Regions from separate parts of the Homo sapiens genome. Here region 2 is linked to region 1. A link is a loop called in an ENCODE intact Hi-C map of the cell type or tissue named here. Cell type or tissue: CD14-positive monocyte. All regions are shown on one strand. Each heading gives the region's core, and the rest is flanking DNA. Links, peaks and the distances in the headings are about the cores only.

The links. Peaks named below come from ENCODE experiments on the same cell type or tissue, not always from the same donor. Only the 100,000 strongest peaks of a DNase experiment are listed, where the experiment ranks them.
Region 2: it touches region 1 in a loop (3-fold over the local background); 4 of 110 quality-filtered maps call a loop at or near these places.

Annotation. Positions count from the first base shown.
Region 1 is chr4:83,108,983-83,111,893 of GRCh38, forward strand. The region is part of intron 1 of PLAC8 (placenta associated 8); the gene reads right to left. Among named protein-coding and RNA genes, the nearest start is that of PLAC8, 4.3 kb to the right of the region's middle. RefSeq lists a silencer at 995-1,274 and enhancers at 1,685-1,734, 1,835-1,884. In CD14-positive monocyte, for the core only: CTCF peaks have their summits at 1,600 and 1,800; DNase peaks (open chromatin) are centred at 619, 1,049 and 1,599; H3K4me3 peaks cover 2,500 bases; H3K27ac peaks cover 2,500 bases.
Region 2 is chr4:83,196,625-83,199,535 of GRCh38, forward strand. LOC124900167 (a long non-coding RNA gene) reads right to left here. Exons shown (of 5, transcript XR_007058167.1): 2 at 248-329. Among named protein-coding and RNA genes, the nearest start is that of PLAC8, 83 kb to the left of the region's middle. RefSeq lists an enhancer at 1,096-1,215. In CD14-positive monocyte, for the core only: no CTCF peak of the experiment used is centred there; DNase peaks (open chromatin) are centred at 1,447 and 1,847; H3K4me3 peaks cover 2,297 bases; H3K27ac peaks cover 2,383 bases.

The sequences.
Region 1 (2,911 bases), core at 154-2,653:
TGGTAGGGGCAGTTTATTAAGAAGTACATTTGGTAAGGTTACTCCTCATTTCTCTACATCATGAGAGGCAGTGTAGGGTCATGGAACATGAATTAGATTCGGAGTGAGAGCAGCTTTGCCCAAGTCTTAGTTTCTGAAACCGTGATCTTAGACTCATCATTTAACTAGCCGTTTAAATGTCCACTTGTTAAACTGTAAAATGGGGTTTCTGACCTACCCACCTTACAGGCTCATTCTAAAGAATTTGTCTTTAAATAAAAATACCATGAACTGTATTCAGAACAGCTGAAGCTTATTTTAAATGTATTAGACGTGTCCTTCTATAGACATTAAAGTGGTTTTGGCTTCTGTTTGATTTTTTTAAAAATGTACCATAATAGCCGTTCACTGCTTTTTTACACTAAAAGAAGGAGGCGGACCCATCTGTGGATCCCACAGCAAACAAGATTTTCTGCAAAAGAAGGTTCCAGTAAGTGAACAAAAAACCAGGGGGTCCGGCTGAGCCGATCATTCAGGGCGTGCATGAGCCGCGGATGTGTACGTGGCGGTGGAGGAGCCCCTGTTGAGGGGCAGAGCCGTCGGGTGACGGACTAGGCGAACGTGTGTCTGGCGGCCGCTGCCTTCGGGCCTCTTCCAGGGAGGAGGATCGAGGAGGCGGAGAGCCCGCCTGGCTCTTCCCCAGTTGCAGGGACAGGTCTGAAGCACGGGCTTCAGGAGGCGGGGAGTGGGTGGGTGGGCTTCTTACCTTCTCTGCCCGCTCTGCACTCGGGAAGGGGCTGTGAGCGGCAGCTGCGCGCGGGGCTCTTCGATCAACCCTCACCCCGCCGGATTACGCCTCCCGCCAGCCCAGCTCTGGGACCCCTGGGTCTCCTCTGCTGGGACCAGACCTGCCTGCCGGTAAATTCTTAAGAGCAGCCCGCGCAGAATCTATCCCAAGGAGACCGCCCATTTTTGCTGGGGCAATCAGGGAACTGCGTCTGCGGATGGCTGCCCTCGGGGGACCATTCGCCGGGGCGGCGCGCCGCTGGGGACTCGGCGTGAACCGGGCAGCGGGCGCGCGGTCTCGGAGCCCAGCCCCAGCGGCAGGCGCCAGGAGCCGCAAAGCTGGGCAGGGCTGGCGCCGCTTCCTCCCGGGCACCCGCCGCTCTGTCGCTCCGGGCGCCCAGGCTCACCGGGCATTTCTAAATTGTAAAAAGTTTTTATCAGATGGTATGGGCTGAGCAACGCTGGGATTGGAAAGTAAGACAAGAAACTATCACCCACCCCCTCCCCCGCCCGCTGATTTGAATGCTTATTAGATGGACCCTGGATTCTAGTCTTGGGGTACACGCCCACGTGTAAGAGTAAGCAACCACAGCTCTCTAGACACACTCATGCCGCCAATCTCATGAAATAAGAGGTAAGGACCTTGCAATGATTCCGTTTTCGTCACTCACCCCTTTTACAATAATTAGCTTGGCTTTGGGAAAAGTAAGTCCCAAATCCCCAACACTGAGGGTAAGCTCCACAAAGGCAGGGGATTTTGTGGGCCAAGTTCACTGAGGTGTCTCAAAACCTTAGCTCGGGACCTGGTACACAGGAGGAGCTCACTAGCGCCCCCGCCACCACGCTCTCCGCTTCCGGGCTGGCTGAGGCCATGCGTGATGCAGGCTCCAGATGGTGCATAGCAAACAGTGGCGAGAGCCCAGCCCTGGAAACGCAAACAAGGCTAATGTTTCACCTGACTCTGCAGACCTCCACAGGTGGGGACCAGATCTTCCCTAAATCCCAACTCCAGTACTAACATGGTCGAAACCATATTTTTGGGTGATGGCTTCCCACATTTGAAATCCTGGAGGAAGAAGCATTACAGGAAATGCTAGAGAATATGTATTCAAATTTCTTCTGCATTTCATCTTGGTTATCAAATACCAGAAAAAATATGAAAGGCTAATTATCCGTAATGTCAAGTGGCTATCCCTAGGTGATTGGCTGATAGACTTTTTGTTGTTGTTGTTTTGTGATAAGGTCTCTTTGTTGTCCAGGCAGGAGTGCAATGAATGGCACGATCATAATTCACTGCAGCCTGGAACTCCTGAGCTCAAGTGATCCCCCCACCTCAGCCTCCTGAGTAGCCGAGATTACAGGTGCACACCACCATGCCTGGCTAATTTGTTTTCGTTTTCTGTAGAGATGGGGGTCTCACTATGTTGCCCAGGCTGACCTTGAGCTCCTGGCCTCAAGTGATCTTCCTGCCTTGGCCTCCCAAAACACTGGAATTACAGGTGTAAGCCACCACCCATGGCCGATAATTTTTTTTATAATTAGCATTTATTTCTTTTATAAGCAAAACAAGAAATATCCTTTTCAGAAACAAAAAGCAAATCCAGTGACTAGAAAAAAAATTTTAAGGGGTCATACCAGGCCAGGCACGGTGGCTAACGCCTGTAATCCTAGCACTTTGGGAGGCCAAGGCAGGTGGATCCTCGGTGACAGAGCGAGACTCTTATCTCCAAAAAAAAAATAAAAAAATAAAAAAAAAGGAGGGGGCAAGTCATACAAATGATACTATAGCTGTTTGTATTTTTTTCCCTCTTGGCCCTTAGCCAATGCTTGGCATGAAACTGGTATTCAATAAATAAAGATGATCCTACAACTCTTTCAGAGGAAAAACATGTTCATTTAACACCCTTATTTTTTCAAGAAGCCTATATTCTGTTTTTTAATATAATAACAGCAATCTGAAGATTTCAGAATAAAAACCACCCTGCAATTATGTAATTGTTTTTCCTTTACCTGACTGTATTTACTTAGTGTATGGCATATGTGTTTTTGTATTCAAATTGGCTAATGTTAGACTTCATAGCAGTTTGAGTCCTGAACATTTTCTGAGTGCCTTTGAAATCCACTCAGTGGCCATCTCTATATTCTA
Region 2 (2,911 bases), core at 180-2,679, 88 kb after region 1:
GTGGTCTAAGCCAGCCACACAAAATAGGAAAAGAATATAAAAATCATTCAGAGACAAACCAAAGTCTATTAAATGGAGACGGATCCAGAGTTTGGGGATTTCACCCATTTGTTCCAATCACGCAGCTTAAAAGGGACCCACCAGATCATCAGTGACAGGGATAAAATCAGCTCTTCAGGTTCAAAGTCTCAGATTCTTTTTTTCATTAATTCAACAAATATATATTGAACACCTACTATATACACACCTGAAGCCTATGTGAGGCTCTAGGGATACAATGGCAACAAGGAGGTTTCCTGCTCTCAAGATGCCCATTTGATTCCATTCCACTAAAGGAGAAAGACACAAGACAGATATATTTGAATACAAACAAACCTGCAGTAAGCACACAAGTGAAACAAATAGTTGCATGTTGTTCTAAAGGCTTCAAAGGAAGCCATCAACAGGCTGAGATTCTGAATAAGTTGGTGGAAGGAAGTGGGGCCTATGTCAGGTGGGATGGGCAGAAAAGGCCCCTGAAGCTGAGCGAGACCCAAAGGAAGAACAGGTGCTGGCTGTGTGGGGAGAAGCCTCTGGGTCTAGGGCCACCATCCCAGCGTGAGCTCAGCAGATTTGAGGAACAAACAATAAACATTCTAGTGGACATTGTAAGGAGCCCAGGAATGGGGGTAGAAATATTTTTACAGGGCCATTCAGGAAAGACTCAGTAGACAGCTAGATTTTTAAGGAGTCAGATTGGTAGACTAGATTGTGTGTGTGTGTGTGTGTGTGTGTGTGTGTGTGTGTGTGTGTGTGTGTGTGTCTGTGAATTAATGCTGGGAAAATCTCCAGGCCATTGGCATGGCCCTAACCTGGCTAGTGTGACTCCTTTCTCTGCAAACAGGCTCAGCAAGCTTTGGGCAGAGAATAGGTAGATTTAGTGGTTGACGACAGACTCCCTGAGAAAAACGGGAGAGGACAGATGTGTGTGTGTGACTCCTGACAATGATTAGACTGCTTTAGGGTCATTGCTGTCTTCGGAAAAGACTGAGTAGGCCAATGCCATGTAGGGCGTTGACTGGAGCAAGTTCAGTAGGCATTGCCTTTATAGGTATCAGCCATTCAGCAAACATTTGTCTAGACAGTATGGCACTGTGGCGTTAAATGCGGCCTCTGGAGTTGGTATCACCACTCACTGTGTGACCTTGAACTAGCTATTCACTGTTTCTGGGCTTTAGATTTCTCATGGGGTTGTTGTCAGGGTTAAAAAGTTCACAAGTCATAGCACAGTCTATAAGAATTTAACAGGTACTCAACAAATATTCATTCTCCTACCCTCTCTCCTGCCCCTCCCTTCGAATTAGAGGAGTGAAAAAAGGAACCAGGGTGAAAAGAAATTGAGGAAGTAGAATGTGCCGACTTGCCACACCTGCTGTGCACAGTAAGGAAGAGGGAAGAAGACGGTTCCCGCACTTCTGGCCTGACACACCAGCCAACAGTTGTATCAATCAGGACTCTTTCTAATGCAAGTCACAGAGTATTAAGCAATAAGGAAGTTTCTTGGCTTATGTAGCTGAAAAATCCTAAGTGCAGCCAATTTTGATATGCTTGGTCACAACGAAAGCTTTAACAACAACAACAACATAATTTATAGGTCATATTCTCAAATCAAAAACTGAAAAATTTCACATACATGATAAAAATGACCTAAAAAACTTTATGTATTTAGAAATTAAAGAGCAAACTCTTAGATAAGTCTTGGATCAAAAAGGAAGTAAAAGAGGACTCGCAAAGTATCTAGAAACCAATGAAAAGGAAATTACTTTCTATTGCACCAGACAGGACCCTGAGAATGGTACTCAGAGAATATTTGGAGTTCTCAAATGCCTTGCAACTGAAAAATAAAGCCAAAAAATAAAGGAACTAACTATTCCTCTCAAAAATTTAGAAAGAGGCTGGGCGCAGTGGCTCATGCCTGTAATCCCAGCACTTTGGGAGTCCGAGTCGGACAGATCATAAGGTCAGGAGATCGAGACCATCCTGGCTAACACGGTGAAACCCCGTATCTACTAAAAAAAATACAAAAAAAAAAAAAATTAGCTGGGCATGGTGGCGGGTGCCTGTAGTCCCAGCTACTCAGGAGGCTAAGGCAGGAGAATGGCGTGAACCCAGTAGGTGGAGCTTGTAGTGAGCCAAGATCGTGCCACTGCACTCCAACCTGGGTGACAGAGTGAGACTCTGTCTCAAAAAAAAAAAAAAAAAAAATTTAGAAACAGAAATCAGGAAATTGACATTGACAAAAGTCAAATTTAGAATTAATGATTTAGAAAAAAGAAAGAATAAAGAACAGTAGGAGGGAAAATATGTGAAATCTACTGAAAATAACTCCAAATGTTTATTGGATAGACTAATAAAATAAACAGCTTACAAGTTTGAAGAGGGAAAAAAGAAAAAAAGAGATTAGGAAGCTGAAGTCGATTAAAAGATTCAAGAGAGTCACCACAGCCAATGCTATGACAGTGAATATGAAAAGCTATAGGAAACGTATGATTTTTTTTTGCAAAATACAGACTATTTAAATTCATCCAAGAAGAGAGGAAAAATGTGAATGGACAAATTATTACATGAATGGACCAATTATTACAGAAGTAATGGTAAAGTGCTTGGACGTTTACTATTGAAAAGACCTTAGGGCCAGATGGCCTTAGAGTTGAGTTTGTTTTTCCTTTTTTAACTGATATATAATAGTTGTACATTTTTTGGTTTTAAAATTGATATATAATAGTTGTACATATGTAGCTGAGTTTCAGCTAAGCTCTAAAGTTCTGATAATTTACCTCTAAAGGTCTGATAATTCCAATGTTAAGTGATTTTTTTTTAAGAGACAGGGTCTGGCTATGTTGCCTAGGCTGGAGTGCGGTGGCTATTCACA